Linked DNA regions of Homo sapiens: region 2 is linked to region 1. The links are chromatin contacts, found by Hi-C or POLR2A ChIA-PET in ENCODE. All regions are on one chromosome and are shown on one strand. The core of a region is the stretch at or near the end of the contact, and the rest is flanking DNA. Distances in the headings are between cores, read along the strand shown.

Evidence for each region. Hi-C counts contacts between places; a loop is a spot of excess contacts on that map. ChIA-PET counts read pairs that join two places held with the same protein, here RNA polymerase II (POLR2A). Pooled maps may share reads with other maps.
Region 2: a loop to region 1 is called in a map of gastrocnemius medialis, with 2.2 times the contacts of the local background. The contact joins two enhancer-like sites. A Hi-C loop is called at or near these places in 3 of 168 maps with a recorded cell type or tissue (esophagus muscularis mucosa, gastrocnemius medialis and psoas muscle) and 3 of 50 pooled maps. POLR2A ChIA-PET finds 5 or more read pairs at or near these places in 1 of 52 experiments (T-cell).

What each region holds. Positions count from the first base shown.
Region 1 is chr1:177,273,839-177,276,701 of GRCh38, forward strand. BRINP2 (BMP/retinoic acid inducible neural specific 2) reads left to right here. Exons shown (of 8, transcript NM_021165.4): 6 at 2,360-2,596. Among named protein-coding and RNA genes, the nearest start is that of LINC01645, 76 kb to the right of the region's middle. Within about 2 kb of position 1,358, at least 8 of the 41 ENCODE cell types and tissues checked have a DNase peak (open chromatin) inside an H3K27ac peak, as active enhancers do; they include gastrocnemius medialis, where a contact is called at or near this core.
Region 2 is chr1:177,443,406-177,446,438 of GRCh38, forward strand. No RefSeq gene overlaps it. Among named protein-coding and RNA genes, the nearest start is that of LINC01645, 93 kb to the left of the region's middle. Within about 2 kb of position 1,771, at least 2 of the 41 ENCODE cell types and tissues checked have a DNase peak (open chromatin) inside an H3K27ac peak, as active enhancers do; they include gastrocnemius medialis, where a contact is called at or near this core.

The sequences.
Region 1 (2,863 bases), core at 108-2,607:
CTTCACATTCCATCTCAAGTCCTCTGTCACAATCCTATAAGAAACAGCATACCCATCCTTATAAGAAGCCTTTACCTAGTTCAACGATCTTCATTTCCCAGAAAACCCTCTGCTTTATCCTAAAGACACATTGAGTAATAGCTGGCCTTTACAGAGTGGTTAGAAGACTACCATCTCCAGCTCAACTAAGATCTGTACAAAGTGGGGGACCACTACTTACTGGAACCACAGTTTGAAGGTGGCCCCTGCTTTCTGTTATTTGTCTGTGATCTTGCACATGGGCAATTCAAAGTCAGGAGATGAGTTTGAGAAGAATAAGACTTTTGATCTGAGACAGAACAAGCAAAACTGTGAAAGATAAAGGAAAGAAAACCACACTAACCCTGGAGGCTGAGGGCTAAGGGGAGACGTGCATCTCTTGCTGTCTGTTCCCTGCAGGCATCCTGGGGGCAGGGCTATGCAAACTGATTCAGTGGGAAAACTTTATTTTTCTCAAGGCCTAACTGAATTGTACTCTGTTTAAGATATTATTGTCTCAGCATTACAAAATCAATAACCCTCACTCAGGATCTACGATTACAAATTCCAGGCAACCTGAGTCAAATGCGACCCAGCAATGCTTTAGGAATTAAGAAATATATAAGAAAGAGGACTAAAAACTCGTTTATTTAGAGCTACCTAAGGCAATTAGCATTCCTCTTCACTGATGTCCCTGGATGGGCTGGGTTTGTGTCTGGAAAGTAGCAGTGAGTGAAGTTCAAAATGTCTAGTTGTTCATTTGGAATAGTTTATGCTATTTAATTTTATACCCCAACACTCATGCAGACATTTGTCGGGGCACTGATTTTATAGCATGGGAAGTGTTCTGGTGAGGAGGAGGGAAGTGATGGGGGAGGTGAAATGAAAGGACTTGGAGAGGGTGAGTGTTGAAAGCAAGCATGTGGATTGGGTGTGTGAGGGGAACCACTCAAATGCCACAGTAGGCACAGTGCCAAGGAAGGAAAATTTAGGGGCAGTACAGAATTGGAGGTAGACCTCAAGAAAGAACAACAAACACCCACTGCTGCTAGCAATTTTAAGTTATATTTTGAGGTCTGCTGAGACTGGGATACATACTTTGAGTTCTCTGGTTTCCTGCCAAGGACAAGGTCAAGGGCCTAAAAATAAAGAGCTGGCAGACGTTTGAGGAAAGAGGAGCTCACCATATCCAGAAGTTCTCATATTCCTCACTTTCCTGGCACAAGGTCTCACAGTGTCGCTACTGGGGAGCCTCCTGCAGATCTGACCTCGAACGTGGCCCAGACTGCATCCAAAGGCATGCCTACCCTTTGTTCATCCTTTGGTAAGCTTCCAGCAGCCGCCTTGTGAGTGGCTTGAAGCCAACTAGGAGTATGTTCTGCTGTAGGTAAACTGGTAGTTACTGCAGTTGGGTGAGAAAACTGAAGCTCAGAGCAATTTAGTGCATTCTATCCAAGATCAGAAGTTAATTGGAAGAGAGCTGAGAGCCATTCATATCTATCCAGGCATGACTGATCTCAGGGCATTGACCACCATCCCACCTTCAAATCTTCTTCAGAGTTAAATCCTATTGAAATAGGACAGCCAGTCCCAGTTATATAGTATTAGCTGATGAGACAAGGGCAGGATCTGACACTAAGCAGATTCTATGAATGCTGTGATTTGGGCAGGTCACTGTGGTCTTAGGACTTGGATTTCCTTACCTATAAAAACCTCAATATGAGCACAAATGTTATTTGCAATCATATATAAAAAGTACTCAACATAGTACCTGGGCACTGTATCCCCACAATATCTGTTCCTATCTCTTAACCAGGACAGCTTCCTTGGTCATCAGAGCTAGGGTGGGGAGGCCCAGAAGGGTCAGAATTCAATAATGTCCTAGGATGCCTACTGCTAATCTCAGTTAAGCTATAAACAGGATGGCTACAGGAGGCAGGGCAAAAAGCCCATCAAACCTTGTTTTCTCACCCAAGAGGGCTGTAAGCTCTTCTTTTATCTGAAACATCTTCCTGTTTCCATCCCAGAAATGCTGATGTGTAGCCAATAAGCCTGTTCTTATGATATGCACGCTCTCAATTTGGCTGATCTGAGGGGTTTAGCTAAGCCTTGGGCTTTGATTTTCCCATCTGCATTTTCAGATCCTCCCCCATCTGTCACTGGGGCAGTAGTAGCCTTCTCCCCCAACCAGCTCAGCAGGATTAGGCCCTGTGGTGCCCATGCTTGGGCCCAGGATGCACAAGTCAGCAGAACTCCAGCTGGGATTCCTGCAGGCTTGGGCATGGGAAACTGAGTCCTCACTGGTTCTTCCCAGAGATTCCTTGACACATCCTTTCCCCAGGCCTTCAGGTGCTGCTGCCTGAGTATCTGCGTGAGCGCTTTGTAGCTGCAGCACTCAGCTACATCACATGCAGCTCTGAGGGTGAGCTCGTCTGCAAGGAGAATGACTGCTGGTGCAAGTGCAGCCCCACCTTCCCTGAATGCAACTGCCCTGATGCTGACATCCAGGCCATGGAGGACAGCCTGCTGCAGATCCAGGACTCCTGGGCCACTCACAACCGGCAGTTTGAAGAGTCAGGTGAGCAGCCAGAATTCCTCCCTGTCAATGAGAGGTGGCTGTGAGGTACAGAGCAAGAACATGGGGAGAACAAAACTTGAGAGTTGAGGATCCTCATGGGGATCCTGACATGACCACTTAATTGTGTCTGTGACCTCAAGCAGGTTATATCACCACCCTGAGGCTCAAGTGGTTTCATTTTTTTCTAGGACATTGGTATTATGTCCATTTACATAGGTGTGTTTTAAGGACTTAATAAACAAAGATAAACATAATTAAGGGCACAGA
Region 2 (3,033 bases), core at 521-3,020, 170 kb after region 1:
GATTGAAAGTGAAGGTGAAGACACACCTTTATCTTTCCTTACCACTAAGAGAGAAAACATGTTGCCAATTAAATTTTGATACATTGCTTTCTTAACTTGATTATAAGACATATCTTCATTTTAGAGATGTTAAAATATGTGGGAGGGGAATAATGTGTTTTGAAATCATTTAAATACAGTGTATTGAATGACAGATGTGTTGGTTTTAGCACACCCCCTAAAAGACACACCAGACATAGAGAAATCTCAGGAAAATGTGTAGCCAATCTGATAACAAATTTTGATGGTCTTCTCTATAAGGAAAAACAAAGAATCTTCAGAAAAACAGAGGCTCGAGGAAGGATATAAAAGAAGCCTGCTAAGTCAAGCAGTGTACAGGTAGAGGGCACACGACAGAGGGACTTACTCACTAAATCCTGGAAACTCAGAATTACTGGGAGTTCCTATAAGCTTAGAGGAAGAAATTTCAGAAAACACAAAAGGATGTGTTATTTCACACAGCAGGCAGTCCACATAAGGAACTCATTACTCCAAGAGCTAGCGCAAACTTAAAAAAGATAATTTGGTTCAAAAAGGGTTTTAGATAAATTCATGGATGATAGAACCATAATGGAGTCCATCCTCTATACACTTAAATACTCTCATTAAGTTATCACTTCAGCTTTTTCCTTCTGTGCTAAATAATAGTGCTTCTTCTAGCTTTTCCTAATAGTCCTCATTTTCCAATCCTTCAATTTTATCTGTCCTCCTTTAAATCAGTCATCTGTGCCCCCCTTTTAATGAGCCCCTGAAAATATCATCATGGAAAATTTAGGTGTAATCTAATCCCAAGTCACAGTCAAAGTTTAAAGCTCACTGGGGGCAGAGACATTACCATTTTTATCTTTGAAGCTTCATAGCACCTTACACAGTGCCAGAGATACATTTCTGTTGAATTAATGAGTGAATCAATTAGTAAATATGTGCAACCTCAGCTGTCTTGAACTCTTATTGAGACCTAGGGTGCCTAGGTGTCTCCATGTGATATGCAGGTGTTTTATGTGTGTGATGGCAGGTTTGGGGAATGGGATTGGGCAGGAGGAATGCAAGTTTACATGAGGGATTTAGGTCTGTTGCCAAACCTCCTGAATATCCAAGTTTGGTTATAATCTCGGCTACAACTGATTTTAAGGGACCCTTATGGAATATGAGAGCTCACCCTGAGCCAGCTAACAGTCAGGTGCCTGTTCTTGTCACAGAACTTATGGTAAAAGAACAGATTAGGTAGATGGGTGGGAAGGTTAAGCAGGCAAGCAGAGTCCGTTTTGCTTTTTGTTTGGTTTTGGAAGGAGGGAAGAGGGATCTTTCTTCCCACAGGAAAAAGTTTCTTAAGAAATCTGTTCTTGGCATGATGTTCATGATTCTGCAGCTGCCCATGGGGCTCAGCAGACAGCCCTCTGCAGGTGAAGGAGAAGGAGTTTAATAAAGTTGTCACCACGGCTTCAGTATTTCTAGTTCAGAGAGAACCAGGAGCGGGTTCAAATTTAAATAGCCACAAGGAGATAGTGAGATTGGAATATTAGGAGTTGTCTGAGGTGGCAAGGGGTTAAAACACCCACAGGTAACAGACTTAGAAAATGAGCTTTACTTCCCTTTAGAGTAGAGGGTTTCCTCTTATTTATGGGCATAGAATACTGATGGAAATTCTCTCAATTACAAAGACTCATTTGCCAGAAGGTGGCTTTGGTGACCTGAACTAAAATTGTCCAGTAAGCCGGAACTGTACACCAGCAGCACCTGGGTGTGGCTGGGTAAAAGGCATGTCAGTGACATCATTTAGGACACACAAAAGAACAGTTAGTGCCTCTGTGAATGCAAGGATCATGTCCCTCCTTACTCAGCAGCCTAGATTCCTGCTGATGGAGAAATACTGGAAGAAAAGTAATTATTCATATATATATTTATAAACACATACATATATGTGTATTTATTTATTTATAGCAGTTTTGTAACATACTTTTGAGACAAGTTTTAAAACTTCAATTTGATAGCCAAACCTTCTTTATTAACATTTGACTCTTCCCCAATGACCTGAGTTAGCACTCATCATTGTGTTCTTTATATACTGTGTTTATGGAAATGACACCATGTGAGAATGAAATGCTGTAGGACCGGTAATCTCTGTCTTGTTACATGGGATTTATGGGACCAGCGGGGCAACCCTCATCACTGGCCTTGGGCCTGATGTCAACATTTTATACATTTTCCCTTCTTCCTTGTTAAGGAATTAAGAATTCATTTTGCCTTATATTATCTATTTATTTTCCTTCTGTAACATTTGTTAAATATTTTTTAAAATAGAAGAATACTACTTAAGTGCATCTTTTGTGATCTGGGCATGGGTCTGTGTGTGCACTTGTGTGTGCCTATGTACCTGTATCTCTATGTATGTCTGCATGTCTGTGTGTCTGTGTGGTTGGGACTACTTGGGACCATACAAGGAACAAATCCCATTTCCAGACAACAACAGCCAAAAAAAGAAAAAAGAAAAAAAATCATTTCCTCTAAACACCATCCTATCTAATGTGATCCTGAAGCAGGTTTGCATTCTTCAGGAAGCACAAAGGCAGTGACTACCTCCTGCTGTATACACTGCCCATATTTGGGAATTTCCTAAACGTTCTCATCTAATAAATACCATTTATCTTCACAGACATTTTGCCTTCCCTGTCACTCATAAAACATCCTCGTTGCTACCAGCTTCTGCCTCTCTCAAAGGGCAATGACAGATCACTCAGTGTTCCTGAGCTTCTAGGTAAAGGTTTGTTTTCTGTTAGGGTTGAAGGTGTTTCGGGCTCAGTCTAGTGGGCCAGGACTAGGAATTGTTTAAAACATGCATCTTTATAGAATATCCTTCAAATTTAGTGTAGAGAGAGGCAGAAGAGACAGAGGAATGCGGAGACCTGCCAGGATCTGCCGTCAAACTTCCTGCTTTGACAATCTTTGTAGAAACAAAAACAAACTTCCTGCTGTGGATAAGGTCGTGTTCTACTT